Regions from separate parts of the Homo sapiens genome. Here region 2 is linked to region 1. A link is an interaction called in ENCODE POLR2A ChIA-PET data of the cell type or tissue named here. Cell type or tissue: HCT116. All regions are shown on one strand. Each heading gives the region's core, and the rest is flanking DNA. Links, peaks and the distances in the headings are about the cores only. Region 1 has its middle 120 kb from the start of TEAD1. Region 2 overlaps TEAD1 (TEA domain transcription factor 1).

Region 1 (16,370 bases), core at 5,032-13,031:
CTGGGTTCTGTTTCAATACAATGGCTCTGGCTCATTCCTGTGATGGTGCAATGAGATAAGATGTGTCAAGACAGCTAGTGAGTGGCCTGAGGAGCCAAAACAGTTCACTACTGCTTGCTGAATGTGAACCTGACAGATCAGGCTGGAGTCTCTGCGGGAAGAGGCCCAGGCAGGCCCAATCCATTAGGGGAGAAAAAATTCCTAACTGGGAGAATTCTGGGGACCACCAGTTTTCTGCAGACTGTATCAGGCAGCCTTGTGACCCTCTCATGTCCCTGAGGTGGGAGGGGCTTGGGCTGCACTCTAAGGACTTAAAAGCTATTAATAGACGGCAGAGCTGTAGGTCATCGTCCGAGGGACTCCATGGCTTTCACCTCTGCTCTCAGTTGCAACAGCCCTTTAGAACCACTGGGAAAGGGTTGTGTTATTTGCAAAGCTGGTAGGGAGAGGGCATGAAATCCTTTCTAGAGAAGATCACCACTTTCCCCAAATGGTTTGTTTTCCAACAAACATCCATCCATTTCATCTCTCTGTTTCCAGCACAATAAATAAAAGCCTTACTTTTCTGCTCCTTGTTTAGTTATGTGGGTTTTTCTTCTGCATAATTGTCTGTAAACAGGAGCGCACATTGTAAAGCATGTCAACACTTTCTCATTTAATCCTTATGCTGAGGTAGGGACTACTTTTATCCTCATTTTACAGGTAAGACAACTGAGGCCATGAGAGCTTATGTGATTTGACCAAGCTGCAGAGCTGAAAATGGAATCTCCAGGATGAAGCTCAGGATTTCTGTCTCCACATCCTGCATGCTTCCCAGGGCTCCATGCTGCCTTTCATTCTCCTAAGAAGCTCCAACTAATGGCTTTTCAGAGTTGCTTTGTGAATAACACAGAAGCAGAGAATTTCAAAGTTTGAAAGGAGCCACCATGTTTCCCACACAAGGCAGGAATCCCTCCTGCAATATTCCTGGCAGATGGTCTTCCAGAAGGGGAGATGAGGGGAACCAAATTTAAGAACCTCATGAAGGAGTATCTCATCTAGGTTGCTTTCTCTGACTTAACTGACCTAAACCATAAGGAAAATTCATCTACGTAACAAGAATCTCAGGGCTGATTAGATCAGTGGCTCAGATGCTATCAAGGACCCAGGTTCTCCCAGCTTTCAGCTCCGCCATCCTCAGGAGATTGGTGTGGTTCTCCACGTGGGCTCAAGATGGCTGCTCAGTTCCAGCCATCACAGGCAATCAAACAATAGCCAGTGGAAAAGAGAAGACTGTTTTGGGGGCTATTTCTCCTCATGTGTATTCTTCCGCTTCTTTGACGCAACAAGACCTTTCTTGGCAGCCTTCAGTGACATCCTCTTATGTCTCCTTGGCCAGGACAGAGCCTCATGGCCACCCCTAAACTAATCACAGGCAAAGGCAATGAGGTCATCAGGATGCTTCATCTGAAAGAATGAAGATTTACCCGGAGACAGAGACAGGAGACATAGGATTACTGAATACAATTGGGGTCTGTCAATAAGGAAAATAGGGAAAACTGTTTTGAGGGAGCTAACCAATTATCTCTGGTCTCAGTAGATGCATTTTCTCTGTCTTACAAATAAACTAATCTTCAGAAGAATTAAATAACTCAAATGCTTATCTGATAGACTAAGCAGCACTGAAACAATTTCTACACATAGGTGATACTCAACAAATCAGCTCAGTTTAATGCAAAAAACATTCAAGGGGCTGCCTACTATATGCCAAGAATCTGTAGTGTGCTAGGGGTGCAAAGATAAATGAGACAGAGTCTCTGCCCTTGAGCTTACAATCTGGTACTTTTTGATTATTTTTATATGTTTTGGTCTACATTTTTCTCCTTATTACTGTAGTAACTAGCATTTAATTAGCACACATAATGTGCTTGGGATTTTGGAAATATATAACATTCATATCAAGATTCAGGATAATTATTTTCACTCCATTTGGCAGACAAGAAACTGAGGTGCATTGGCTCATGCCTGCAATCCCAGCATTTGGGAGGCCGAGGTGGGCAGATCGCTTGAGCTCAGGAGTTCAAGGCCAGCCTGGGAAACATGGCGAAACCCTGTGTCTAAAAAAGATACAAAAATTAGCAAGGCATGGTGGTGCATGCCTGCAGTCCCAGGTACTTGGGGAGCTGAGGTGGAAGGATCACTTGAGCCCAGAAGTTTGAGACTGAAGTGAACTGTCTTTGCACCACTGCGCCCCAGCCTGGGTGACAAAGCTAGACCGTTACTTGCCCCAAATCATGTAACTCAGTTTCAGACCAAAAACACACTCAGGTCCTTGCTCAGGGCCCACCACTTTCCTGTGAATCACATTCTACATGTCCCTTATCCTACTAAATGTTCCAGAGTATAAATAAAAAACATATAACATGAAGCCAGTATGTGGATATGTAGGTCTCAAAAGTTACTGTGAAAAGACCAATATTTGTCTGTCTCTCATTGTACTTTTTACTCTATTCAGTGGGGGCTCCCCCTCCCCTACCTGAGATGCAAAGTTGGGCAGCTGCATCATTTTCTGCTGGTTCTTGGCTATTAGAATGCCTCACGCATTAAGTTCCCAATACAATAATTCACAGATTAAAATGTTGGCCGGGCGTGGTGACTCACACCTGTAATCCCAGCACTTTGGGAGGCCGAGGTGGGCAGATCACGAGGTCAGGAGATCGAGACTATCCTGGCTCACACAGTGAGACCCCATCTCTACTACAAATACAAAAAAATTAGCTGGGCTTGGTGGCGGGCACCTGTAGTCCCAGCTACTTGGGAGGCTGAGGCAGGAGAATGGTGTGAATCCGGGAGGCAGAGTTTGCAGTGAGCCGAGATCGTGCCACTGCACTCCAGCCTGGGTGACAGAGCAAGACTCCATCTCAACAACAACAACAACAAAAGTGTCTCCCCTTCCCTGATGGAATCTGCTGCCAGGGAGAACCCACAGTCAGGGAAGAGGGTGTGGGATGCTGCTTCTCTCTTTACTTTTTTTTTTTTTTTTTGATGCAGAGTCTTGCTCTGTGGCCCAGGCTGGAATGCAGTGGCACAATCTCGGCTCACTACAAGCTCTGCCTCCCAGATTCATGCCATTCTTCTGCCTCAGCCTCCCGAGTAGCTGGGACTACAGGCGCCTGCCACCACACCCGGCTAATTTTTTGTATTTTTTTAGTAAAGACGGGTTTCACCGTGTTAGCCAGGATGGTCTTGATCTCCTGACCTCATGATCCGCCCACCTTGGCCTCCCAAAGTGCTGGGATTACAGGCGTGAGCCACCACACCCAGCCCTCTTTACTTTTTTGATAAGTCTTCCTCAGGTCAGAACCATTGGTGAATCATTCCTGGAATCATTTCCACCATTTTGAATATCAGCCCTTTGTTACCACCAGCCTCTGGTATCTCTGGGCCTCTGCCTCGGGATGAGCCGAAGAACACGGTCTCAGATGCCACAGGCAAAAATGGAAGACACTTGTTGGCCAGCTTTGCTCAAAAGTGTGCTTCTGGACATGCCATGTGGTTCTGGATCCCATGGCTCCACTATGAACCCATACCCCTGTTCTTCACCAACACAGACTGCTGGATGTTGCTGAGGTGTACTCTGCCCAGAGTTCTTTTCCCTTTCTGGGTTAAAGATGCTTTATTCTCTAGAAACAGATCTACTTCCATTCTCCTGGGTGCCCATAATGGGGCAGGGGTCAGGAGTAGGGGCAGTGAGCCACCCATCTGGTCTAGAAAGCCTGTTTTAATTAGAAGAAATACAATAAACATTCCTCCCTAAACTTCAATGCGTCACACTGCAAGTCTCTTAGTGCCCTGGGACTTAGTGTCTGAAATCTTGAACCTCTTAGAGTACATTAAAACTTCCATGTTGAACGCACCCAGAGAGATTTCTCCTTTCTCTTGGGAGCAAAGAGTTTTGGACAACTTCTCAGAATACTTCAGTCTTTGTGTTAATGGCTGGAAGTTCTTTATAAATAAGTGATTTCTGGGGAAACCTCCCCACTAGGCTTCCAGGACCCACAAGGTCTTCAGAGGTTGGGCTCAGAATGAGCATGAATCTAGCCTCTACTGTTTTTTCCACACTCTTTATCTGCCTACTTCTACTTTCTCCCACGTGGGTCTCAGTTTTCTGCCTTTGTTCACTTTAGTTTTTCTTGTCCGAGTCTCTTTTACTCACCTCTAATTAAGGACTCATTTGCTTATGGCCAGTGTCATAGCGAGCACAAGTAGAGGCCTGAGATTCAGGCTACACTGGGTTCAGATCCAGATACTTCCATTTGCCAGCTGTTTGTTTTAAGGTAAGAGACTAAACGTATCTCTTTTGTATACAGGGATAATCATTCCTACCTCATAGGCTGTTGGTTGATTAAATGAGATCTTCTGTGTAGGAAGCTTGTAACAAAGCCTGGCGTATCACTGGATACACAATCCATGTTAGCCAGTAGTTATACCACGCAGCTCACCTAAATAGACTCACTAAGTACTCAATATAGGTTTCTTAAATTGACCTGAAATAAACATTTTCCAGACTTCTGGGTTGCACTGAACAGGTTTCCTCTATCACCCGTATCTAAGTTAAAATTTAAAAACCAGAAGCTTGAAAGTTGAAGAGGGACAGGAAAGAAGGCAATGAAGTCAGCGGTTGCTAGAAGCCTAGACTGCCTTTGGCTCAGTCCAGATTTGAGGGAAACCTGGAATTATTGCAATTTCATCACAGCAGCTGGTCCAAGCTAAACCTGCCAGAACTGCTTAGAGGCCAGATCTGGATTGCAGTGATAGCTGGGCCCTGCTGAGAAGCAAGAAGAAACTATTTATCTGGCATTTTTTTCAACCCCAACCAAGAATTTTCTTTGGCTCAAGATGCTGTTGGGACCGGTTTTCATTTGCATGGAGCTCATTTGAGGACTGGTGCCTCTGACAGCGGAGACTTCTTAGAAAGACTTCCATCTTCCATCCCCCTGCCTCCTTTCCACGTGTGCCTTTCCCATGATTCAGAAATAATTATTCATCCAGGAAAGCTAATCCCTGGGTCTTATTTGTACCTGGATTGTGCCAGAACCTCATGTATAAGTTCTCTCTGATTGAGCTCCACACACAGCCTGTGCAGTCCTGGGCATCAGCAAAGATGGCCACCAAGGAACATTTGCCCTCCTTCCAAACTGGCAACCTCCATCTAACTGAACCCATGTTAACTGATGTGGCACATTTTAATACATTTCACTGTTTCAAGCTGTGGCAGCAAATTAGAGTGGGAATCTTCTTAACAGCTGCTTCTAGAGTGGCTGTCTGAAATCTCTGCATCCTTGACTCTTTTCTGCCAGCGAAAGAAAGATTTGTCTATGTATTATACGTCCTGGAGGGGTTTCATGGCAGTTCTGTCTGGACTAAAATGTCACCATTCTGTATTATTATTACATAGATTCTGCATTTTTTTCTTTTTTTCTTTCTTTTTTTTTTTTTTTTTTGGTAGAGACAGGGTCTCAGTATGTACCCAAGCTGGTCTTGAACTCCTGACCTCAAGTGATCCTCCTGCCTTCGACTCTCAAAGTGCTGGGATCATAGGAATGAGCCACTGTGCCTGGCTCACTTTTCAAATAAGTAGCATTTGAGGGTGGTATCAATATTCCAGGAATAGAATAATGAGATGTTTTTTGAGAAAACATTCAGAATGTATCCAATCAGATCAGCATTTTCTGCTTCAAGCAGTCACCCAATTCCAGTGACATTGCCAGGAGCTGCCTTAAGAAGCCTGTTGTATTTCTTTAGTTTGCCATTCTTTGACTAGAAGTAGTCAAAGCTAAGCACAAGAATGGGCTTTGCTTTATTGTTGTCATGGTGAAAGATTAGAAAAAACTTAAATGTTTATTGATAGGGAAGTGGCTAAATCAATTATGACACATTCAGTCAATGGACTACCACATAATCATTTAAAAAGTATGAGGCAGTTAAGAATGATCAACTACCCAAAGTGATTTATAGATTCAAAGCAGTCCTTATCAAAATTCCAATGGTGTTGTTTACAGAAATAGAAAAAAAAAAACAATACTCACATAGAACCACAAAAGACCCCAAATAACCAAAGTAATCTTAAGAAAGAAGAATAAAATCAGAAGCATCATACTTCCTGATTTTAAACTGTATAACAAAGCTATAGTAATCAAAACAGTGTGGTTCTGGCATAAAAGCAGACACAGACTAATGGAACAGAATAGAGAGACTAGAAACGCATGCATATATGGTCAACTATTATTTGATGAGGGCACCAAGATTACAAAATAGGGAAAGGAAAGTCTCCTCCATAAATAAAGTTAGGAAAGCTAGATATTGATATGCAAAAAAAGAGAAAGAAATAGAATCTTTATCTTACACCAGCACAAAAATTAACTCAAAATGGATTAAAGACTTAAATATAAGACCTGAAATCATAAAACTCCTAGAAAAAATAAAAAAGAACAGAGAAAAAGCTTCTTGACACTGGCCTTAGTAACGATATTTTTACGTATGACACCAAAAGTAAAGGCAACAAAAGCAAAAACAAATAAGTGGGACTACATCAAACAAAAAAATTTCTGCACAGCAAAGGAAACAACAAAATGAAAAGGCAACCTATGGAATGAGCAAAAAATATTTTCAAGTCATATATCTGATAAGGGGTAAATACCTAAAATATACAAGATATTCATGCAACTCAATAGCAAAGAAATCCCAAATAATCTCTTCTAAAAAGTGTTACAAAGAACTTGAATTGATACTTTTCCAAAGGAGACATACAAATGGCTAACAGGTACATGAAAAAGTACTCAGTATCACTAATCATCAGGGACATGCAAGTCAAAACTACAGTGAGATGTCACCTCACACCTGTTAGGATGGCTATTATCAAAAAGATGAAGTAAGTGTTGTTGAGGATGTGGAGGAAGAGGAATCCTTGTATACAGTGGGAGGGAATGTAAATTAGTACAGCCATTATGGAAAACAATATGGAGGTTCCTCAAAAAACTAAAACTAGAACTACCATGTGATCCAGCAATTCCACTTCTGGGTATATATCTGAACGAAGTTAGATCAGTGTCTCTCTGCACTCCTATGTTCGTTGCAGCATTATTCAAATTGCCAAGACATGGAAACAAATGGATAAAGAAAAAGTGGTATATATAGACAATGAAATATTATCCGGCCATAAAGAAGAAAAAAATTCTGCCATTCCTGACAGTGTGGATTAACCTGGAGGGCATTATGTTAAGTGAAATAAGCCAGAAACAGAAAGGCAAATATTGTATGATTCCACTTATATGTGAAATCTGAAAAGGTCAAACTCATACAAACAGAGTAGAAGGATGGTTGCCAAAGGCTGGGGGGGTGGGGGAAATGGGGAGATGTTGGTCAAAGAGTACAAACTTTCAGTTATAAGACGAATACATTGTGGAGGTGTAACATACAACATGGTGACTACAGTTTATACTATTGTATTGTACACTTGAAATTTGCAAGTAGAGTAGTCCATAAGTGTTCTTACCACATACGCACAAATGGTAACTATGTGAGATGATGATGCATTAACTAACTTGATTCTGGTAATCATTTTACAATATATACGTATGTCAAATCATCACATTGTTCCCTTTAAATATATACAACATTATTTGTCAATTATACCTCAATTCGCTGAAAAAAGAAAAAAAAGAATGAGCACTAAGTGTTGCTATGGACCGATCTCTGAGAAATACAGTTAAATCTGGAAATATACAAGAACTTGCTTGTATTCTTTCTAGTGAGGAGAACTAATGGCAAGGAGTAAGGACAGGGAGAAGATATTCTTGTCATCATCTAATTTTTGTATACTTTGAATTTGGTACCTTGTGCATATTTCTCATGCACAGGATGATTAATTTTTCGAAGAGTAAGAGTCTATCTAGTCCAAAAAAAAGACAGTTGAACTAGCTATGTAATTCAAACAATTAAAATCATAAGTGCTCTCATTTTCTGAGCAATTACTCTATATCAGCTTCTGTGCTAAGGCTGCTTACTACATATTTTCCTCTGATTTTCTCCTCAAAGACATCCCATCAAGTAGATTTTACCGTCTTCCTTTTAGAAATGGGGCACTGTGACTCAAAGAGTTTAGGAAAGTTGCCTGAGATTACACAATCTGCACGAGGCTAAACCAGGATTCAAATCCAGGTCAGACTAACTTTTTCCACTGGCCCCTGGGGGCTTCGCATGGTCAAACATTCAATAAGACTGTGCCTCCCCCATTACTCTATCCCCAGAGCTTTACAGAGTGCTTGGCACACAGGAGGTGTCCCATATGTGCTGACTGAATGATAAACAAAAAGCAAAACAGAGCAAGAGTGTAGTAATTTCCTTAAAGGAATTTTACACAGGTTGGAGCATCTTGGAATTGCAGGGTCACAGCCCACTGAGATTACTTGGAAGGCAACAACCTGAATTTGAGTAGCTACAGTTTGGTGTGATTGCTTAAAAAAAACTACTCACATTGTTTTGAATCACACCTCACAAAGCCTCATTGCTTCAAAATGCCTTTCTGGTGGAAGATGATTTCAAACAAACCAAAGGATGTGATTTTCATTAAGCTACACTTGAAAATAGCTGTTTTCCAGATGGGATCATATGAATAAATAAATATCTCTTTTGTTTTATCTTCTGTTTTTTCTTCATGATTATTGGAAAAGTCCAACAACCTTGGTGATTCCTTTCAGGGTGAATTTGGGACCCAAACAGTTAAGCAACCAGCCAATTTGCTTCCCTGCTGCCTCCCAGCCAAGGAGATGAATGGAATGCACATGAGGTCGCTTGGCAGGCATCCACATTCCTATGGGAATGCTGCAGCAGCCAGAGCTTTGGGACATGAAGAAGCAAATGTGTGGGAGTTATGGGGCAAACTGCAAACAATCCAAAGTCCCGAAAAAATGCATGGAGCCTCTTTGGCCCAAGGATGCTCTGCAGAACACCGGCAAAGACCCTGCCCTTGCTCAAATCAATGATAGAGGCAGGACTCGGCACTGCCCTGTTCTTTCTTACTGCTGCCAAGGCCTTGAATCGTACAGGCCACCTCCAGGACTACTGTGGATGTGAGCCATTAAAAGAAGCTCAACAAGGAGTTCCATTTCTTCAGCTGATCTTTATACTCGTTCCTTTTTCTCCCATACTCAAGGAAATTACCTTGAAGAATTTGGCTCACCCCCTTCTTCCTTTTACCTTCCCCATCCCTGTCTTTGTCCTTCCCCATGAAAGAGGGCTTGAACCCAATGACATTTTCATTTTCTTCAACTATTTCCCTTGTGTCCTTTAAAATGCCCTCTAGGGACCAGGTGAGCTCACTCGAATTCTGCATTACAACTCCCTCCAGCTTTTAGAAAAGGCTACATCTGATCAACAATGATGGTGATATGGTGGAAGGTGGACTTTTCATTTAAAATTAGAAACCACGATCCTCACATATTTTCCCCCAAAGAGCAGTTCCTAAGTTTTTTGTCACCACATTAAAAAAAGAAGCTCAAGCCTAGAGTTGTCCAACCAACCAGAGGCCTCTGGGTCTCCCCCAAACATCTTTTGTGCTAGTCATGCTGAGAAATGCTTCCTACTGAGAGAAGGGAGCCCTGAGTTCTGTTTTACCTTCTCACTAAGGTGACTATGGTACATGGGAGTCATAGGCATTTTAGAAGCATTCCCTGTGGTGATTCTGGCTATGAAGACTGCTTTCTCTAGCGCCATTACACTAGACTATGGAGGAAATAGAGCCATTTGAAGCTATGGAGTTCTCTGTTTCATCACATCCCTAAGTTTTTGCAAAAAAAGAGATACATTTCCATTCCATCTACAAAGGCAAAGATAAACCAGCAAGTCACATGTTTTGTTAGCGAAGCCCTGCCTAATAAATTGCCCTTGAAGGCAAAACTAGCAGTCTCTCCCAAGGCCAGCAAGCTAGGCTGAGAAGGCTATAAGGAAGGGATCGTTTTGGGGAGAAAGAGTAGTTTCTTAGGGAAGAAAAGGGGATCTTGGTTTTATTGGTCCTGCAAGGCACCAAAATCCTAGACACCCTTAGGACCAGAGCGAAAAGAATAAAGGGAATAAGATATCATGGGAATGACATTTCGCAGCTATTCAGTTGAAGTCATCTGCCTGGCCCATAATTCACCTTCCTCAGTAGCTGCGTTCCTTTGGCCACAAAAGTAGCTCCTGGCAGCAATATCTGTATGTACGCCCTACTCCCTGACCCTGACAGATTGATCACTAGTGGATGTTGACCGACCCAAACAGACCAAATCAGATTCTGTCTCGCAGGAGTTCAGATTTGGGATCCAGATATGCTAGTTGTACCTGTTGGCCACTTGAACTGAAAAGATGTAATCTGGCAGCCATGGGGTGGCCACCTTCTGTCCTGTGGAGAAAGAGTCTGAAACTCCCTCTGCAGAGAGAGGAGAGGAATGAACTAACCAGGTGAACAGAAACAGAGAGAGACATCACACAGGGCCAGACAGAGGCTGAAAGACCCCAAGCCTGGTTCCGGAGGGCATCCTTGCTCAGGCCTGGTCACAGGATCAGCCCCTGGATTCTGCAATACTCATTTGTTCTTATAATAAATCCCCCCCACACACACACCCTTTTTAAAATTAAGCTAATACAAGTGGGTTTCTGTTACTTGTAACTGAAAGAACATTGGCTACCACAGCATAGGAAGGTCCACAGGCCAAGGTAGGCAAGGTTTGTATGGTCAAGTTGTCTACCTGGGCATCAGGGTGGGACTGCAACTGTCCATATCTGGTCTGGACCTCCCTCCTCCACAAAGCCCGAAGGGGTTAGCTGTTGTTGCCTTCTTACACAAGTCAGTCATATACATATTTCTCATAGCAAAGTTTCACATAATAAGAAGTAAATACAGAAGTGCCTTAGTTGGAAGTCCAAGTGTAACTAAAGAATAATAAAGTAAAAAGTCCCTTATCATCCTTACCCAATCATCAATCCTACCTCCAAGATAACCTTTGCTAATGCCATACTTTATCCAATCTTAGATGCCATCACTTGTAAGACACATTCCAGTTTTGGAAACGTTAAAAGGTAACATGAGGTACAGTAGTATGTTGAGTATCCTTTCAAATATTTGTCTTGGCATTTCACATGTCCATAGTTTTGGGTAAAGCTATTCGTTTTTGTCATTCATAGACTCATTCCAAGAACACTGTTTTGCAACTGCCTTCTTAACATTTCTTGGAGTATTTTGCTTTTCGATAAAGGATTTTGTTCTATCTACCACGGTATCTCCAGTGCCAGGATAGGGCCTGTCACATTATAGGAACTCAATAAAGAAAGGCTCAGCTAATCAATGACCAGTCTCTTTAATTCTTCTAATGCCTATATGGTCTTCAATAATATTTAACTTTTCCCCATTAAAGTAATCATTTTGGTTACTTACTTCTTTTTAATCTTTATAAATAATGCTGTTGTGAACATCCTAGCTCCATTGTGTTTCTATGACCACAATAATTCTCATTGAGTGTTTACTATGTTACAGTTGTTAATCTAAGTACTTTACATGTAGTCACTTTTTAAGTATTCACAACAGCCATCTGAGGTCGGAGCTATGATCATTCACACTTTTCAGATGACAAAGCTAAGAAAGAGGCTAAATAACTTGCAGCAACAGGGAATAAGTTAACAAGCAGGATTCAACAAGCAAGCAACCGTGCTCATAAGTCCAGGTTCTTACCACTGTGCTCCTTTATCTGGATGAGTATCATGAAACTGACTTACTATGTTAGAAGGAAAGAACATTTCAATCCAAAAAAATGCTACATCAATTCAAATTCACCCTATTCGTATTTGACAGCACCAGCTTCTGAAACACCCTTGCCAATAACATATGTTATCAGCTTTTAAATAATTTAAAAACATAGGTAAAAAATTATTTTATTGTTCACTTAATTTGTATCTCCTGGTTAACTGGGACATTGAGCTTTTTTTCCATTGATTCTTGGCCATTTGTATTTTTCCTGTGAGTTGCCAGCTCATTTTCCTTGCTCATTATTTTTCTTTTGGGTTGTCTTTTAATTATTTTTTTGGAACACTGAACATTATTATAAATGTGACAAAAGTTTTATCTCGGTTTCTTTGATATAGTCATTCAAAAGTTAAAAGAATTTGATACAGTCAAATTCATCAGTTTCGACACATGGCTTCTGAATTTTGTGTCCTTTTTCACCCACAATGATAAAGTATTCTATTTTTCCTTCTAACATTTTATTTTTATGTTAAACTCCATATTCCATCTGGAACCTGTCTGGATATGTAACTTGGGCTCTAACTTTTTAAATGGAGACCAAGTGTTCTCATCACTATTCTTTGATGTGCTATGCTTATCGCATTTTACATTCCCATAAACGTAAGAGTCTATTTCTAGACTTTCTATCAAGCTTCATTGTCCTAATTGTCTAGTCCTGTGCCATGACATTTATGTAAAGCACCAGGAACACAGTCGGCCATAATTAATGTCAGTTATCTCCCTCACCTCTTCTTAACCTTTCTATATTTTTTTCCTTTCCACAGTTTCAACCTATAGAATCATACCTATGTTATTTTTCACCTATTTAGAATCTCTCATCCTGAATTCTAGGGTAGTCATCTGACTATTCTCGTTTCTAATGAAATGAGATGATGGGGTCACTTGACCAAATCATTTTTATAGCTTTACAGCTATGTATAATATGGCTTCCTCCCAATCCTATTAAACCAGCTAATCTTTCTTTATTGATCAGGATAAGAAACAAGGCTGAATTTCTTCAGGTTGCTTCTGAGGGTTCCCAGAGGTGAAATCACTTACAAAGCTGCTTGTCAATCATCCTGCTGTTGGCAGAGGTCTGAGGTTTTGGGAAAGGATCCAGAGAAATAGCCTCCCATCACGGCTGTGTGCACCATCTGTGTCCTTTCCGTCAGCTGGGTCAGGATGCATCCTTTGGTCTCACTCAAGGCCATGTGGTCTGCTGCCCTTGCCCTTTCTCTCTTTACATAAAGGTGACTCTTCTGTCACCATATTCCAACCCAGTTCTGGTCTCCACAGTGCCAATAACACTATAAAACTTCTCAAGTAATAAACAATAATCTCAGATCTGTTCTGCAAGTTACCAAATTTTCATGCATTGATGTTTGAATACTTAGGGCCATAATACAGTAAGTCCTCACTTAACATCATCAATAGGTTTTTGGAAACTGCAAGTTTAAGTGAAACAACATGTAACAAAACCACTTTTACCACATATAAACAAGAGGTAAGTTCCTAGAGCATATTTGTGGTCCCCAAAACATTACTAAACTTCTAAACAAAGACCCAAACACTTCTAATATTAAACATTGAAATAAGTGTGAGCTACATATACATTAAGAAAGGTTAATAAAAACAAGGTAATTGTTTACCCAATTTTTGGTAAATCAGCTAATGATGGTGGTCATAGTGGTGATGAGTTAAATCAAGAAATAAATGCTTGCAAAGCAAAAATTGTCAGGAACACCTCCTCCCACCACATAGTTCGAAACCAACAATCACAAATATGGCAGGCTCGCAGAGCTTTTTTTGTGCTGCATTGTTTATTGTTATGCATTTGTATGATTATGGTAGGCTTGACGAATATTTATTTGACAATAATTGGTATTCATTTATTCATTCCTTTTCTAACCCATTTATTGCAGTTCAGGGTCACAGGTGGCCAGAGCCTATCCCAGCAGCTTAGGGTGGAAGACAGGAGCCAGCCCTGGAGGGGACATCATTCCCATCACAGAGCTCACTCACACACACATTCTTAAAACCGGGATCATTTAGACATGCCGGTTCACCTAACAGGCACAATTCTGGGATGTGGGAGGAAACCAGAGTTCCCAGAAAAACCTCATACATATATGTGGAGAATGTGTAAACCCCATACAGACAGTGGTCCCAGCAAGAGAGTAATTTTTTTTTCTCATCAACATTATAAGGAAATGAGTTGAAAGAAATGACATTATTCAAGGACCCGCTGCACTCTCTTCAACTACTGTCCTAACTGTTCCTCGATATAACATATGTGGTTAAGAGCATGGCCCCTGAATCCAATCTGCTGGGTCTGAATTCCAGCTCCCTCAAGGAACCAGCTGTGCAACTTCAAGCCTCGGTCAACCTCAGTTTCCTTATTTATAAAGTCAAGGTGGCAATGATAATGTACCCATCCTATAGGGTTGTTGTAAAACTAAATGAATAATTGTAAAGGACTTAGAATACTGCTGATACGTTGTAAAGAACTCAAAGTGTTGGATGAAATAAACAGGATGACACATCAAGCCTTTCCTACACTTTCATTAATCTCCCCATCTCATTCCTTCTACTCTATATAACAATTGTTTGTTTCTCCCACCTTAAATTTTCATGTGAAGATAGTCTTTAAATATATCAACTAGGTTCAGAACATGGTTTTTTCATCCTCCGTAGATGTCCTGCAGACTTCGATAAGATGGATAATCTCATAGAAATAGCAGCAGCTGAAGTAACGATATTATTAAACAAAGAAATTTGAAGGTCTATGTGAAGAGAACTTTTTAATTCTCCTGAAGGATACAAAAGATGACTTGCCTCAGTGGCAAGACAAACCACATTCCTGAGTAGGAAGACTCAAAAGGATGCCAGTTGTCCCTGAGTTTATTTCTGTATTAACTCCATAAAAATACCAATAAGTTTTTTAGGACTAAACAAGGTAATTCTGAAGTTTGTGTGAAAGAAAAAAGCAAAAATATCCAGGAAAACTCTTAAAAAGACAAATGTGGAGGGAACTAAGATTAGCAGATTTTTAAAAATTCTTCTTATTATTATTTGAGACAGGGTCTCTCTCTGTCACCCAGGCTGGAGTGCAGTGGCACCATCACTGCAGCCTCCAACCTCCTGGGCTCAAAAGATGCTCCTACCTTGGCCCCCCAAGTATCTAGGACTACAGGTGGCCACCACACCTGGCTAACTTTTAAATTCTTTGTAGAGACAAGGTCTCGCTATATTGCACAGGCTGGTCTTGAATTCCTGGGCTTAAGCGATCCTCTCACTTTGGTGACTTTGAAGTGACACCTCAAATCAGTGGTGAGAGATAGACCATTCAAGTGATTGTATTAGAGGAGCTATGTAGTTATCGTGAAAAAATATATACAGTTGATTCTCATGATTAGCAGTAGTTCTATAAAGATGCTGCAAACATGAATTAGTGAATACTGAATCATTGCTGCTAGTGGAAATGCTGGGTCCAGTTTCTTCAAGCCTCCGGTCACAACATTTTTTATCAACTGATTAATCCATAACCTTGTTTATGTGTTTCTGTTAATGACACCTTAGTTAATATATATTGTTGATTCATTAACAATGAACTCATGGCCAACAGCACTGGAACTCATGCCTGAACAAAGCTAATCTAACACATATATTTGCTCTGTAAGGCAGTTGGGAATACTAGATAACACTTCAGCACTATAATTAGGCACCAACAAACAGCACAAAAATGTGAAAATGTCATACTAAATAGGCTGGAAGGAGCCCACTTGCTTATAGTACTAGAGAAGGCAGTGCATCACTTGTTCGACCTCAGCTAGGAACACTCACATGTCACACAACTGAAATTTGTTGCCACTGCTTGTATCAAGAATGACTGCAAAAATACCATGAGTATAGATTCTGGGGTTATAAATACATTTTAGCAAGTAGGTGAATTCATAAATACAGAATCTGTGAATAATGAGAACAGACTGTAGTTAGACCCAAATTTCACACTATATACTAGAATAAATTACAAAAGATCAAATCTTTAAGTGCGAAACAAAATGACCATAAAGTAGTAGAGAAAATAGTGGAGAACTTTCATGACCTTGGAATGAGGGTAGAACTTGAATTAAAACATAAAATCCAAAGGCCACAAATAAAGATAGTTAAATTTGACTGCAGTAAAAAAACAAAAACAAAAAAATGTTTTCAAGGCAAAAAAAAGTACTACAACCAAGGTCAAATCTAACTTATCAAATAATTAAAATGGCAAAAGATAAATGATGAGTCAGGAAAATATTTGCAATTTGTGTGACAGCAGAGGGATAATCTCCCTAGAATGTTAAATGTCCTGGACATAGACAAGAAACACACAAAAAACCTAGTAGAAAAACTGAACTAAAGATATGATGAATTCACAGAATACATAAACAGTTCACAAAACATATATAAAAGGCTCAACTTTATTCTTAATAAGAGTAATGCAGACTAAAGCTATATTTAGGTATTATTTCTCAGTTATAATGGCAGAAATCCAAAAGATTTCAGAATGATGTAATAATGCTGATATGAA
Region 2 (16,370 bases), core at 4,641-12,640, 320 kb after region 1:
TTTGAATTGAAGCTTACTCCCTCAAATCCTTAGTAATGGCCTCTTAGGCTATTCCATTGAATCAGGTTTGAAAAGCCCCCTGTTTTAGGCAGAAGGAAAAGGAGGTGTCTACCTCTTATGCTGTCCCTTCCAGCCTTTACAGAGAGCTCCTGTGTCCCATTTAAAGCCCATGTTTTTAAATTCTGTAGTTTTGAAGTTCTGCCATGTTCCTAGGAAGAAAACAGACTCCAGGAGAGAGTGGTCATTTGATGTCACATTGATAGATGAGTCATCCTAGCTACAAAAGTTACTCTCCTGAAAATCCGTTAGAATAAATTCTAAAGGTCAGCTTTATGCTTCTACTAATTGGCAGTTGTTCTCAATGTGCTTGTTTGTGGACTAGATCACCCCCAAATTGTGTAGACTTAAATTTTAGTAAAGAAAAAAATTGTTCTAGTGAAAGTCTAAGATTTCTACGTAGATTTGAACTTGAAAAGCATAGGAATGATTACTGAATTCAGTCCAGTGGTTTTCATTGAGAACCTAAGTGTGTTCTAGGTCCTTTTGTAGACGTTGGGCACATAGAATTGAATCCAGAGTTTCTGTTCTTGAGGAACATTGAACTTTTCTGTTATTTTTCCAGTAGATATCCACAGCTAGGGGGCTCTGCAGTAGAAATTAAACAGGATAGTGCAGAGGCTGCCCAAGTGAAAAGAATGATTCATTCTGGGAGTGAGGGAATTAAAGCTTCATGGAGAAGTGTCATTAGAACTAAACATAGTTGAAGGCAGAGAATTTCCATAAAGTTGGGACTATCTGGGGGACCATGAAGAGCATCATGTAATTGGGGACATGCGGTGGGAGGTAAGACTGGAGGAGCCTAAGGGAAGGGCCCTCGATTATCCCACTGAGGAGAAGGGATTCATCTGTGGGCCTAGGGGCATACATGGGGTTCATTCAAATTTACCCTCTGGAAAGACCTCGCCAGCCAGGTTTTGCAGGATAGCTAATAAGAGGGAGGCCAAGCTGGAGTCAGGGAGGCTAATTCCTGGGCTGCTTTAAGAGTGGGGAAGAGAGTCACAGGCTGGGACCAGGGGCCAACCCACACCCCCTGGGGCTGCTCCGTGGCACTTAGCACTCATCCTTGGCTGGCTCCCTGCTTTGGTGCTCTCTGCCTGCTCTGTAGTCTTTCCTACTCATTGTGTTTAAAGAATAAATTATAAGTTCTGTCCTTATGAAGTCTGAAAAGTGTTGTGTGCCAGAACTTTTCAGAAAGATTTTCAATAGCAGCATTTAAAAATCAACTTATTAAAATTGGGTTCTCTTAAAGTAATGGTAATTGACTAGGAGTGTGCATCAAAATTATGAAGTTTTTGTTGCAAAATTTAAACAGTACAGAAAATATATTAAACACTCATGTTTATACTATCTGGAATTGATCATTTTCATTATATAAGTTTTTTTTAATGAAAAATCAAGTGGCAAACATTATTCTGTACTTTTTCCTCTACCCACCCTCCGTCTTCAACCAAAATTAATCTTCCTTTCTTTCCTACCACCCACAATGTATTTTCTTGCCACTTACTTCCCTTAGAAAATCAAATCCAGTGAAAGCTCTCTCTTCTCATTTTGCTCCTAGATTTTTGCCCATTGTCTTTTTCTTTTTCTTTTTTTTTTGAGACAGAGTCTTGCTTTGTCGCCCGGGCGGGAGTGCAGTGGCGCCATCTCGGCTCATTGCAACCTCCGCCTCCCGGGTTCAAGCGATTCTCCTGCCTCAGCCTCCCAAGTAGCTGGGATTACAGGCGCTCATCACGACACTCAGCTAATTTTTGTATTTTTAATAGAGACGGGGTTTCACCATGTTGGCCAGGCTGGTCTCGAACTCCTGACCTCAAGTGATGCGCCTGCCTCAGCCTCCCAAAGTGCTGGGATTACAGACATGAGCCACTGCGCCCAGCCGATTTTTGCCCAATTATCTACCATGAATTTGTGCAATAGCCATTGGCACCAACATGAGACTTTTCCTCTGGAATTTTTAGCAGCTTAAGATAGACTCGGCCAACAATTTGGTGACCTTGGATACAGACCCTGACTGCAGAGGAGAGATACGAGGTTCAGGACATATAGGGGATGGTTGAACTAGAAAGGGAATAATGCGAGGAGACAGTGAACCAGGAGCAGAGAAGCTGGGAGAGTAGAGACAAAGCGTCAGTAGACTGAAGCTGAGATTCAAGAGCTCGGTAAGATGGAAAAAAGAAAAAAAAAAAGGCATTTGTGGCCAGAGCACAGTGATTTTGGAAATTAAATTTATACATTCAGAGTTGTGGGGATTTTCTCCCCCGCCCCCCCCGGGGTTGGGGCATTTTCAAAATATCTAGGACAAGGCTGGGCACGGTGGCTCACGCCTGTAATCCTAGCACTTCGGGAGGCCGAGATGGGCAGATTGCCTGAGCTCAGGAGTTAGAGACCAGCCTGGGCAACACGGTGAAACCCCGTCTCTACTAAAATACAAAAAATTAGCCAGGTATGGCAGTGTGCACCGGCAGTTATAGCTACTTGGGAGGCTGGGGCAGGAGGGTTGCTTGAACTTGGGAGGTGGAGGTTGCAGTGAGCCGAGATTGTACTGCTGTACCCCAGCCTGGGCAACAGAGCGAGACTCTGTCTCCAAAAAAAAGAAAAAGAAAAAATGTCTAGGACAGAAGCTAGAGTACAAACTGCAGGCCTAGAAGAGAGCTTAGCTTTGAAGGAGTTGTTTCTTAGTGATGGGAGTGCTATGTGTTTGTCTCCTACTCAGACAAAACCCTTTTGACCCACTGCTCTCAAGGGGGTAGGTTTTATAGATGACCCACAGCCTGTAGCTGGGCCTGAGTCTACTTCTAAAGTAGAAGATGAATCCATGCAGTTGCAGTGTGAAAGAGGCTTCTAGGCCTATGGAATATCCATTTAAAAATCCTGAGGATGCTGAGTTAGAGGTCTCCCTTGGACCTTGTGTCACCAGCTGCAGCGACAGCAGTGTCACCAACACCAGCTTTACCTGTTGTCTTCCATCTCACCCTTTCCCTTAGTTTAGCCCCTATTGGCGTCTCCAGTGGAGTAGTGAGAAGCAGCAGCATGTCTGAGGATTAGCTCACAGCCTTAGAAATTATTCTCTACTTCGAATTGTTTCACTTACCATTAATTCATGAAAAAGTCATTAACTGTTTTTTTAAGCTCCAGGGATTTATTATCCCAGCATGTAGAAAGAATGCAGAAGCATTCTCCATGTGTTAAGCAGTCTTTTTCCTACTCAGAGTTTCTTTGTAGAGTTCCATGCAGGAGTCTCTTTGCCTGTATGTTCAGTTGCCCTAAGAAGTTGTTCAGACCCTGCTCAGAGTCCTTCTTTCCCCATTAGCAGCAAAAAGGCAGTCCTTTCTTGCTGTTTTCAGAAGCTCACGGTAGCCACAGCCAAGGTCTGGGAAGCACCACCACACTGTGGGCCATCTCCATCTTCCCATGAAGATGGGCCAAGCCACCTCTGGTTCACTTCTCGAGTGTGTTTAGGTGAGTGTATGACTCGGGACAAAACTAAGAGGAAAGGAAGTCTTCGCCGTGCCCTCCGCTCGGCAGGAATACATCTTAGGCAGTAGATGTATTCACGTCAGGCTCTGGATGTGTATTGAAGAAAAACCTGTACTTGCTGACATTGCATCATCCCAGTAGAGCAGAAAGAGACCTGAGCCCCTCTGATTATGTCCAGTCGCCGGTGACTAATTTATGAGCTACATGTGCTCCCCCGGGGCCATTTTCTTGTTCTCGCCCTGGTGGCCTTTATGATTTGATTTCTGAACAGGCCATTCTTTCCAAACTGCTGTTCCTTCCAATAGGCAGAGAGCTTAAAGTTCAAATTGTTGATTTAATTCTTTTGAGTTCAAGAACTTCACTGGGGCATTGCTAAAGTCCACACTGCTGAATCATGTTTGTATCATCACTGATTCCATCCAGGAATGGGCCTGTCCACAGGGAAGGTAGACGTACTTCACTTCACTCTGTGTTGCTCCGTGAAGCCCCCTGAGCCACTCTGCTCCTTCAGGACTTGGCTGTTAGCAGTGCAGGAGGCAAGGAAAGCCTGAGCAACAACCTCCTTTGTCTGTGTCCACACCAAGACACTTGGCCTTGTCACGGGATTTGGGAAATGATATAATCTTTCCTGGCATTTCCCAATCTTCAGGGGGAGTTCTTTTGCATTTATGACATATACGCTTTCTCCTCAAAGATATTTTTATTACCTTGTTTTTAATTTAACTGAACGAAAACTAAGATTGGAGACAATTTCTCAGGCTTCAGTTGGAACCACTTGCCAACAGTGTGGTGATGGAGAAATTAATGATGGGAGCCAGGGCACTGAATATGTAGATAAAGATAATTCTGTGTGAACTGAGCCAGGTCTGGATTTTCTTTATAAGGGCAACAGAAACAGTCTCATCATTCTACATTTTTATCTCTTCATAGCGAAATCCCATTGTTAATTGGCCTCCAACTTAGATAATGCCCTAGAATGACATCTATCCAAAAGGTTATCTAGTGAGGACAAGGGCTCCTGAGTATTTCAGGTCCCGAGCAGAATCCAGCTTGGAAAGCCAGTCCATTACCTGGCCCCCGTAGACTGCAAGCTCACCCAGGGCCAAGGCTGCAAGCACCATACTAAGTACTTGAAGCAGTCCTGAACAAAAGTGTTTTTATCTTTGATTTATAAATTAGGACACAGAGGCGTGGAATGGCTAACTGGCTTGCTTAGAGTCACAAGTCTGAAGTTAATCCAGGGATATCTGGTGCCACAAGCCAAGCTCTTTGCAGGATGTTCTTCTGCCTTCCCAAAGAGTACTGGTCCAGGATGAGGTTCATTTTCCTGACTTGGAATGCTTTGCATTGTCTCCCTCCACTGAGCCCTCTTCATTGTGTCTTTATGTTTGAAAGAAATAGAAGAAGGACTCACTCTGGAGCTTAACTTGAGCCTGGAGCCAGTTTAGGTTCCTCTGGCCCCTTGCTGTCACCTCTTAGAGAAAAGGGGGCTGAGGTCAGAAGGGTGCCTTCTCCCAGACACCTGGATCCGGCAGGAAGCTGTCCTAAATCCCAGGCTTCCTGGGAGAGAGTCATGAGGCACACCTATGAGTTTGCTCGTCTGTAGTCCTCATCTACAATCCTTTATGATGTGAAGCCCCACATCAGAGTTAAAGGAAACGATGTTGACAATTATAAAATACCAAATATAGCTGAGTATATTTAAAAATGAACAATGGTAAAAGCCTTGAAAATTTTTCCTTGGATGTGAATGGAGTCTTTGGCATTTGGAAATACAATAAAATGAATTAATTGCTGCTTATTAGGCAGCGAGTCAGGAGAAGCATGAATGTGCCTTCTGTCCTCTGCGTTAGCTGTTACCTGACTGAAGTAGTCTCCTTTTGTATTTACTCCTGCCTTTTCTAATGATAAGCAAATTAGAGATCATAGCTAGAAAAAAAATCAAGTGCCCTCCATCCTTTTTCCAAAACCATAATATAGTTCTGTGATGTTTATCTGCTCAAGGGGTATGGCTAATAATTGCAGAGGTCATGTGGAGCCACATAGTGCAAGATTAGAAAGAACATCTGCAAGATTACTTCTTAGGAAAGTATTTTGTGTTTTGTCTTTTTCTGAAAAAGTGATTGTGCAAGCAAATTGCTGTCTTTCCTCCCTTGCACTATATTGCTGGTTAAAGCATATTTGAAGAAAAACCATTTAATAACTATCAAGAGTTTTTGAATCCATGGTCGTTTTTTTGACTTTACTATTTTTTCTGACGTATTTGATGGACTTCTATATGAATAAATTACATTGGAATCCTATCTTTAAATTCTGAAATCATGGCCCATGAATAAACTGTTTGGAATATATTGATTATGCTGTTCATTAAAATTCCATATATGGCAGCTATCATATATTGTATATGCAAGCATGTAACCTTTTTATGTTATCTTTAAAGTTTGTTCATGGTAATACCTATAGAATATGAGATAATTGATTTTGCAGAATAATCAAAAGCTGAGAAGCAGAAGGAAGAGAAGGGAACAAGACTCCTCTGATATCCAGACTGATCCGTGAGATGTCCTTGAGTTTTAAGAGTACACCACTCCAGCCATGTGCATTTGTGATATTGCTGTCCTCCTGTCATGTATATTACATGTAGATATTTTCCAAACATTGTGTCCATTTCAACCATAAAAAGGAGGCAATCAGCAGAACAGAGAGCTATAGCAGCAGTAGCCTTGCTCTCCTTCATGAAATATGAAAGCCTGTTTTTACTTAGAACAATAACAATTTGTAAGGCTTCAGGCTGAGGAGTTTATGCATGACACAGCCTGCTGGACCATGTAGCAGAGGCAGCGAGACCATTGAGTGTGGTGTGTTGGAAATTGGTTAATGATAAAAGTAGGGTAGATGATGAGACAGGCATCCCGAGTCTCAGGTCAGTTGGACCGTTTGTTCTTAGAACCCATCCTCTTTCCCATCAAAAGTCCATAGACCACCCATAGTTCCTGCTCCATGAGTGTTTTCTGCATTGCAGGTCATGGGCTTGGGTTGGGGTTCAGTTGGAAAAGGGAGATTTCCCTTTTCTTTCCCCACTCCCCAAAACATTTGGCTTTTTATGTCCTCATTCTTTGTAATCTTAGGGATAGAGGGACGGAAAATCAGCAATAAGTAGTCAGTGTGAACTTGTCCAAACATTTTTCTAGGATGCAATTTTCTTATTCTTGCTCATATGCACACGCACGCACACATACACACTCAGAATATTTCCTGTAACCTAAGACTTCACAGAGCATAATTCCGTATTAACCTAACAGTTTTTCAGCATCAAACAATGTGCTCACCTTTGTAAATCTCATCCACATCTCAGAAATGTTGGTGTGAAGACATCTTAAAATTAGTGTGGTGTACAAATGTAGCATGTGTTTGAATTTACCTAGCTTCGCTTGTTTGGATAGATTAGCCTCCTCCCCTTTAGAGTGAGGATGAGTAGTGAGGATAGAGTCGAATGCTTTAAAGTCTGGGATATTAAACCAGAGTGACACAGAGGAGCAGTTCACTCAGGTCTGACACTTAGAGTTATTTTTTCAAAGCCAGGCAGGTATCTCTGGGCTGCAAATGACAATTTAGAGGTCCTTCCATTGAAATCTCTTAGCTTGGCATTCTTTCAAATTCCCGTTTCAGGATAAGTGGGTCTGTAGGCAGACCCTTGGTTCTGATTTCAAGATATCCCTGGTGGTGCTTATTATTTCCAGGGTCACATTAGATTTTAAACAAAAACATTTTAATCCTTTTAATTTTCAATATATATTGTAGATAAAGGGGAGATGTTATAAAAATTAAATGAGTAGTCAGAGTAGCTCGACCACAAAAGGTAGGAAATCACTGGTATAGACATTTTAGTCCATTTGCAGAAAATTGCCTATTCTCAAATAGGTAGGTCAAGTGCAGAAAGAACCTCTACTTGAGATGAAATTTCCTTTCTACACTTAGCTTTCTATTAGGACAGCAGACCAAAGCTGCCCAAATTTTAACATCCTGCTGTCTTCTCACTAGTAGTTTCCTTGACTATATGCATTGAAAAGTATCTGTTTATAATGGAATTTACCCTCATAGCTACAAATACCTTTAAACCCAGAAGGACATTAGGCAGTAATGTGCAACTTTTAATTTTATAAATAAAGAAACTTCGAAGTCATTAAATGACTTGATCCACATAATGCAGCTCATTAATGTCAGGCAGGGACAGGTTTGAAGCCAGGTCTCCGGACACCCCAGTGGGTACACCTTTTATAGTCTTGGAGCAAGTTGGTGTCATAAAAGCAATTGATTTGCTCTCCTGCTCTTGAACTCCTGTTTTCATTTAGGTACCTGGTAGAATGCTGGGTAATGAGAGAGTCAAACCTTACTTTAACAGAAGAAAAAGATCATGTTCTGAAGCTGTGTGACATAAACAGCAAAGATAGGTGCTTTTCTCCTTTTCCACACTGACTGATTTCCGTTTCAAAAAAGAATATCAAACTTGTTTGAAGATTTCAAATGATTTTTAATAAGCCTAGCAAATTTCAAGCAACTCAATAAAGCGGGATGTGGAGATGCAGGGAACTCATTTGGACCTGGACTTAGAATTCATGAGTCACCCCACCCAAGTGTGCACAAACAGATTCTGTATTTGGGCAAGCAGAAGTGCCTCTGTCTGCAGAATTTCAAATACGTGGAACTCTTCGGGTCTGTGAGAGGATCCACGATGTTCTTCTGGAATGGAGCCAAGCCCTCAAGTTCTTTTGTAGCTATTGCTCAGATGTGTCAGTCAGGCAGGCAAGACGTCTGTGCTGCCATTTTCCAATCCCCCTAGCCTGGGCCCCAGAGAAGTTGTAAGGCTTGTTCTGTGCTGAGGAAGGCACCTGTGGTCATACCTGAGCCATTACCTCAGTTTCAGAAATCTGCCTTGAGAGCATTTATAACCCCCTTGGTAGAGGTTGAGTGGCTTGGGGGCTGGAGTCCAAAGTGACTGGTCTAAGAGAAACCAATGGATTCGTATTGATGTCAGGGTGATGTTGATGGGGAATGGAGTTGGTGTGACTAGGGCCATGGTTTCTGTTCATGGGCTACCCTCTGAGGGGATGGACAAGCGAGGAGCAGGTAAAGCCACAGAATAGCCAACAGTAGATTGCCTGGCACTGAGGTCTGCATGTGTGGGCCCAGTTTGTCAGTTTATCATAAAATCCCATACACTTCAAGATTTGCCCTCTTTCTGGCATCCTCAGTATCTGACATGTTTCAAATCTTAAAAAAAAGGTTAGTTGAGGAAGCTAGCTTTAGGTTAGAACATTTGACAGATTAGCAAATGGAGCCCCAAGTCGAAGAACTGCCATCTGATAAGAAGGAGATAACAGCAGCAAAAGGATCATTCTGAGTCACTCTGGCCGTTCTTTTGAGGCCCAGGAATCCTGCCAGCTTCTAGGGCCCTTGGAGTGTCACTCGGCCACGGGAGGTGTCATTACAGATGTTCATAATGACCTTGAGCATCCATGAAAAGCTGTTACTTGAGGCTCCTTAGTTTTTCAGTCACAGCCAGAGTAATATATAAGACATAAAAATTAATGTGGCTGGGCGTGGTGGCTTACGCCTGTAATCCCAGCACTTTGGGAGGCCAAGGCGGGTGGATCATCTGAGGTCGGGAGTTCGAGACCAGCCTGGCCAACATGGTGAAACCCCATCTCTACTAAAAAGACAAATACAAAAATTAGCCGGGCATGGTGGCATATGCCTGTAATCCCAGCTACTCAGGAGGCTGAGGTAGGAGAATCACTTGAACCTGGGAAGCGGAGGTTGCAATGAGCTGAGATCATGCCACTGCACTCCAGCCCGGGCAACAAGAGTGAAACTCCATCTCAAAAAAAAAAAAGAAGAAATTAATGGAAGTGTTAGGCTCCGTTTTCTTTTTCCCCCCTCCCCTCCCTTTCCTTTTTTCCTCCCTTCCTCCTTCCCCTTTTCTCCCTCCCACCCTCCCTTTCTTCCTTCCTTTTCTCCTTCATTCTTTTTTTTTCTGATGGAGTCTTGCTCTACTGCCCAGGCTTGAGTGCAGTGGCTTGATGAACACAGCTCATTGCAGCCTTGACCTCCCAGGTTCAAACAGTCCTCCCACCTCAGGCTCTTGAGTAGCTGGAACCACAGAAGTACACCACCACACCTGGCTAATTTTTTTTTTTGTGTGTGTGTGTGTGGAGACAGGGTCTCTCTATGTAACCCAGGCTGGTCTTGAACTCCTGGGCCCAAGTAATCCTCCCACCTCAGCCTCACAAAGTGCTGGGATTATAGGTGTGAGCAGCCACACCTGGTCTTCCCCTTTCCCTTTTTCTTTATTGGCTCTTTTTCAAAGGTTAATGTAAGCTTTTTGGAAATTCACATTGTCTTCCTGACAGTTATAGGGCAAAGTAGTATCTACACCCTGGGAACACCTAGCACATCTTTCTTAGAAGCCCTTAGCAGTTGTTCATGAGCTTTGATTTTTTAAAAACTCCTTTGGCCTTGCTTTTGATGCCTTGATGTGTTTTTTTCATCACCTTTGGTTATATCAGTAAGCATTGAAGCACCCTCTCTGCTGGTACTTGGTGTCTTAGCCTGAAGCTCCCTTTGACGTTCCCTGGAGGTGGAAAGCACTCTTTTTATTTTGATGTCACCATTTTGTTTTTGCTTTGATGGCATTTGGGCCTGGAATATAGACCCTCTATTGGCACCGGTAGCCTTTATATGCCTACGAGGCTCAAAGCCCTGCCTGTGCCCACCGGGCCTGTCTCATACCAGGAGGCTATTTCTCTGTCTGTCCTGGGGAAGCCACAGAACCAGTGCAAAGGAGTTGAGGGGTAGTTTTTTATTGTTGCTGTTGTTGGGTGCCCTTCTCAATCATTGCCTTTCTAGATAGCCATCTGGATCACCTTTTCTTCCTAAAATGTGAAAAGGCCCACACCCCTATGCATTTTATTGTTCCCAAGTATTATATGTTTGTGTACATATATACATATGTATATATACACATATATATATGTTTTTTTTTTAACCAAAGAAGAAAAAAAATCCCTTTTTATGCAATCCTTTTAACAAATTGTTTATTATTGTATCCAGGTAACAAGCATGGTAAGTATTTTCACCAAACTGAGTATTCTGTATTTTAGCTGTGCTTGGCAGACTTTTTTGGCTAGCTTTGTGTTGTTAGCCTTGGCTTTCCTAGAAAAGACCCGTTCAGGAAAAGGAGAAACCACGTACCTGTAGCATCCCCTAGGCTCCTGGCTTCAGTACGAACCCACGTAGCCTTAGCCCCACGGCGGGGATACCTGAGAAAGCATGCACCCCGCCAGCATGCTGCTTGGCCCTGTTACCCCCAACCCCCGCTGCTTCTGAGCCTCTCCAGCCAGGTGTCTGCAGGGCTTCCAGGCCTTGCATGACCCCAGCAGCTCCTGGGACCATGGCCCTGTGACAGTCAGGACACACAGATAGGGCTCCTCGAGCTCTGTGGACGGTCCTACCCCAGTCCACAGCTACATCTCTTCTCTCACTCCTCCTCCCATCCGTTTGCTTAAAAGCAGGGCCTTTATTTTTTTTTCTTCCTTAAATGTTTTAAGTAATTGGAGAAATCTTCTGGAAGCTGACAAGCTAAATAAATACGTTGTCCACTCTTCTGAGAGGCTTCACATTCTGTTGGAAAATGGATTTAATCCCTAAAAAAAGCCTTGCCCCATTGGGTCTTCCCAGTAAATGTTGAGAGGTACGGTAGGTTGAGTGTGGTTTAGCCTTCTGGCTGTGTTATTTATCCATGCATGTTTGCTTTTTTTGGCCTATTTTGTGGCTCTGTATTTTAGTCCATGTGCTCGTGGCTGTGCCTGTGTAACCTGCCTGGTAGCCATGCGTTATGTATTAAGTTGGTGTGTCACTGTCACCTTCAAGGATCAGACTGCAAAGGATAAGGCCCTGCAGCACATGGCGGCCATGTCCTCAGCCCAGATCGTCTCGGCCACTGCCATTCATAACAAGCTGGGGCTGCCTGGGATTCCACGCCCGACCTTCCCAGGGGCGCCGGGGGTAAGTCATGAGCTCAGTCCAGTAATGACAGCTGCTGGGGTTGGGGTTGGCATGTGCCAGTGTTAAGCCTCCCACCTCCATTTCTTGTCATGTGGGTCAGGTATGTGAGAGGGCAAAGGCTACCTTGTCAACTGATAACTGAGTCTAAAGTGGTGAAAGTAAGGAGGGAAGGGAGGCAGAGAGCTAGAGAGAAAGGGAGGGGGAGGAGAAGGAGGAGGAGAGGAAGAAAAGAAAAAAGGAAAAGGAAGAGGGAGAAAATCAGAAGAGGAAGGAATTCTGAGTCCCTGAAGACATGGAATTAAATGTGCCTTTCTGGGTTGGGCTCAGGCGTCTTCTCTCTTTATCTTTTTCCTGGCCCTTGGTCTCTGTCCCTCTGTCTTCAGGGGCAACTAGCCCCTAAAGGGACAAGGTATTCTATTAACATTTACATTTTGACACCTACCAAAGGCTGAGAAGCATTATGTTATAATCTCAATCCTCCAGGTAATCTTAAATGCTGCTTATTGTCATTGCCATTTTGCAGATGAAAAAGCTGAGGTTATTCAGTAGCAAAACAAGAGTTTGGATAGCTGGGATCATAGTGGAATGGATAGTGATGTCAAGAATCAGCCCCAGGGTTGCTTGACTCCTGAGGCTGCTCTTTCCCTCCTCTATGTCATGCCCCCTTTCCAGCCCACACCAATCGCAGCAGGGAAGCTCGCTGCAGAGAAGCTGCCTGCATTGCCGCTTGGAGCTCCTGGCCTTGTTCAAGCTTTGTCCTCTGCCTTGCTGGGTCTTCACTGCTGTTGACGCAGAATATTATGCAGGGAATGTTTCAGAATGAAGGGAGGGTACATGGATAAATCAGTCAGTTCAAATATTGGTGAGCCCCCTGCAGCACGCGCAGATCTTTGCTTAGGTGTAAGGAAAACAGGAGCTGCTGCCTGCGTCTGCCCTTGGGGGCATTTTCAGGAAGGAGGCGCTAAGGGGAGCTCTGGGTTGCCAGTCCAAGGATATAGGTTGTGGTCTCGTGCAAGTGGTGACCGCATTTGCACTCTGGGAAAGCGATTCTGTTGGGTGATCGAACCTGCTGTCTTTTAGCAGGGGTTGTGATGCGTAGGCATCCTAAACTGTGCTTTGAAGTAAACTCGTAATTCTGAGGCCTTTGCATTTTGCCTTCCAGTTCTGGCCGGGAATGATTCAAACAGGGCAGCCAGGATCCTCACAAGAGTAAGTCTGAGGAGGGGTGGGCACTGACAACTACGGGCTGGTCCCAGCCCACGTGGGGAGAGCTCTTCCTGGACCATAGTGTCTCAGGGCCTGGAGGAGAAAGGAGCATTACACTGAGGTCCCAGAAGGCATCCCCTTTTTATTGTGTACTTAGGCCCCTGGCAGGAAAGAGACTGGCTTTTCGGATCTGGGAGAGGTGGAAGCACCCCATTCCCACCTTAAGTATTAGCAGTCATCCAGCTGGAAGCAAGAAGTGGACCCCTCTTCCTTCATGGTATTGAAGGCTGAGCTGTGGTCCTCCTTGCCTGAGAAAGGGCGGCACAGGTGATCCTCTAGCCCATTTCATTCTAGCCAGCCCTGTAGTAGGATGGCTAGTAGACAAATCCTACTGATGCCTTGGGGGCAAGAGAAGAAAGATCAGTAAACTGGAAATAAGGGCTATTTCGGGATAAAAGAAAGGAAACCTTGCCTATATGCTGTAAAAAAAAACTTGCATTGTTTGGCCTAGAGAAGGAGAGCCTGAAGCATGTCCCACACTTTGCCTAGAAGTGGTGACTGCTTGACCTCAGAGGTTCAAAGGCAGATGCCACAGCACAAGGAATTCAGGCTGTCTTTCCAGCACATCCCATTGAACTGGAATGAGGCTTGGTGGTTTGATCCCTACCTGGCTGCTGGTCCCTCTCAGTTTATGGAACAACTGCCTCTGCCTGGGGTGTGCTACCACCTGCAGGCAGGGACCACAGCGGTGAAGGACCTCCCACTGGGAGGTCATGGTGGGGCCTGGGTAATAGCCCCTGCTGCAGATGCGATCTCTTAACTCTGTCTGCCATCTCTCTGTTCCCAGCGTCAAGCCTTTTGTGCAGCAGGCCTACCCCATCCAGCCAGCGGTCACAGCCCCCATTCCAGGTGAGTGTCCCTGAAACTCCTTTTTGGGAGCACAGCCCCACACAGCTGACAGCTGGGTCTGGCACTTTGTTCCCAGAGTCAAGAGATGCTCAACTTTGCCACAGCCGCACATTGCCCCTGACTTGCAGGATCCTTGGGTAGCCTGTAGCTCAGGAGGGCCACAGGGTCCCGATTCCCATCAGTCATCTCCCAAGAGCTTTTCAGATGGTTTGTTTAAGAAACAGGAAGCCTCCTCACTTTCACTGAAGACGCTGGATTATCCTCAGAAGGCGAAGTTGCTGCAGCATCTTCCTCAATATAAACTGGCCAAATTAGGCAGTCTAAGTCTCAAGGCCAGATAGGGTTTCATTCACCCTTTCTTAGATAAGTAGATTTCGGTCCTGCTACCTTTCTTTAAAGGAGAGAGTACATGGAAGCTCAAAGTGGAAAACATGAATCTGTCTAGCCTACCTGTCTCCTTCCCCACAAGGCGCACCCCCCATCCCCACCTGTGTGTGTAGAATTACTCCTTTGCACTACTTGAGGTGTACAGTATAAAAGTCACTGCTCTCCCTTATGGATTCCCCAAACTGAAAATGCTTTCACGTATTGCCCTGTGCCCGAGTGCTACGGAGCATTCAGAGAGAATATTCTATAGTGCTAGTGACCACAGTCTTAAGGAAGATGGGCAAACACAAGAAGTGCATGGCATGTTCGGGTCTCACAGGAAGTCTTTGGAAGCATTCACTTCTCACTGTCCTGTCATTCTTGGCTTGGTCCCCAAGTAGACCCCTTGGTGCAGGATTAGATGTCCTCATACTGCAGCCCTTAACCTTAGCTGAAGTTGGCTTAATGAGGAACACATGCTTTGTGCTTATTTGACTGTTTACCATCACTGGGGCCCTCTGCCAGCATCTGTCGTCTGAGTTATCCTGGCCAGAGCCGGTGGAGAGGGGGCTGTTGGCATTTCCTTCTGGGTCATCTGTAGAGCCCTGTTCCAGTATTTGCCTGAGGCCCAAGGGGAGGTGAGTGACCAGCATCAAAGGTGACGATTGCTCTTTCAGGGTTTGAGCCTGCATCGGCCCCAGCTCCCTCAGTCCCTGCCTGGCAAGGTCGCTCCATTGGCACAACCAAGCTTCGCCTGGTGGAATTTTCAGCTTTTCTCGAGCAGCAGCGAGACCCAGACTCGGTGAGTGTGCCCAGAGAGGTGTGTCTTGAATCCAGGATTTCTTTCCCTTTACTGTTTACCTCCTTGCTTCTCTTTCTTTCCTCCTTTACCCCGCCCCATGCCTGACAAATATCCTGTGTGAAAACGGGCCTAGGAAAGAATAGCCTTTTGATTAAGTAAAAAGGGATTCCTATTGGCAGATTTGTAGAAAACAGCAGAGCAGGAGGTGTATTACTGTCCTGGACCCCAAGGTGCTGTGGGGAATACTTGAGTCAGAGAGAGGGACGTTTACAAGCTCTTATGTTTTGTAAAATTTAACAAGAAGTAACATTTATTGAGCCTTGCCATATGCCTGGTCCCATGCAGAGTTATTTAGATATATGATCACAATTCATCCTCATAAAAACCCTAGGAAGCTAGGTACTAACTGACAAATGAGGAAACAGAGAGCGTAAGTAACTTTCCCAGAGTCACACAGTTAATCTCTGATGGATTAGAGATTCAAGCTCGGGTCCTGAAAACTCTAAAGCCTAATCATTTAGCTGTTATTCCATACTCTCTTTCCAACTCTGTTTTCTCAAGATAGCAAGTTGTTCTCTTCTTAAGAACAACTTCTTAAGAAGAAGTGGCCAGGCATGGTGGCTCACGCCTGTAATCCCAGCACTTTGGGAGGCCGAGGCAGGTGGATCACGAGGTCAGGAGATCAAGACCATCTTGGCCAACATGGTGAAACCCCGTCTCTACTAAAAATACATGGCCACGCACATGTAGTCCCAGCTACTCAGGAGGCTGAGGCAGGATAATTGGTTGAACCCAGGAGGCGGAGGTTGCGGTGAGCCAAGATCGCGCCACTGCACTCCAGCCTGGCGACAGAGCGAGACTCCGTCTCAAAAAAAAAAAAAAAAGAAGAAGTAACAAAATGGCACTTTAGCAGTTTGCCATAGAGTGCAGTGCATTATAATATCATAAATACCAGTAACATTGGCATCTGGACTCTATTTGTCACTTTCTTCTTTCCTACCTCCCCCACCCCCATCTTGTACCCATCGTCCCATTGTTTCTCAGCCAGGCATTTCCCATACATATGTGATCCTCCCTTCTTTCCCACCCAACAAGCCCCGTACCCTTTCTTCACACCCACTCCTTGGCTGTGAGTATGAGCGTTGCATCTGTGTGTGGGTGAGCCCAAGGCAAAAACTGAAGGAATCCTTAGTTTGTCTCTGAGATCCTCACCAACTCTCACCACGTTCTCTATCTCACCCCATCCTTCCCATCTCATAAGTCCCATGCTGTCTGTGTGTTGCCTGCCTTAATGTCATTTCTATTATCGGGAGACAGTGTCAAGAATGAGCTAAGAGCCTGTGGTAGATAACCGAGATGCTGAACAATTGGAGGTGACCTCTCACGGGAGTGTTTGCACTTCAGCTTGAGGGAAGGCCTCCCGTGGGGCAGAGGGGCTTGACCAGTCATCACCAGAGTGGAGAACCCACATGTGGCCCACTCATGT

What was found. Peaks named below come from ENCODE experiments on the same cell type or tissue, not always from the same donor. Only the 100,000 strongest peaks of a DNase experiment are listed, where the experiment ranks them.
Region 2: POLR2A ChIA-PET joins it to region 1 with 7 read pairs; 2 of 35 experiments call an interaction of 5 or more read pairs at or near these places.

Annotation. Positions count from the first base shown.
Region 1 is chr11:12,548,124-12,564,493 of GRCh38, forward strand. No RefSeq gene overlaps it. Among named protein-coding and RNA genes, the nearest start is that of TEAD1, 120 kb to the right of the region's middle. RefSeq lists a silencer at 8,679-8,973. In HCT116, for the core only: no CTCF peak of the experiment used is centred there; a DNase peak (open chromatin) is centred at 8,817.
Region 2 is chr11:12,868,242-12,884,611 of GRCh38, forward strand. TEAD1 (TEA domain transcription factor 1) reads left to right here. Exons shown (of 13, transcript NM_021961.6): 6 at 11,467-11,601; 7 at 12,764-12,810; 8 at 13,655-13,716; 9 at 14,760-14,884. Among named protein-coding and RNA genes, the nearest start is that of TEAD1-AS1, 46 kb to the right of the region's middle. RefSeq lists enhancers at 7,988-8,488, 12,306-13,250. In HCT116, for the core only: no CTCF peak of the experiment used is centred there; no DNase peak of the experiment used is centred there.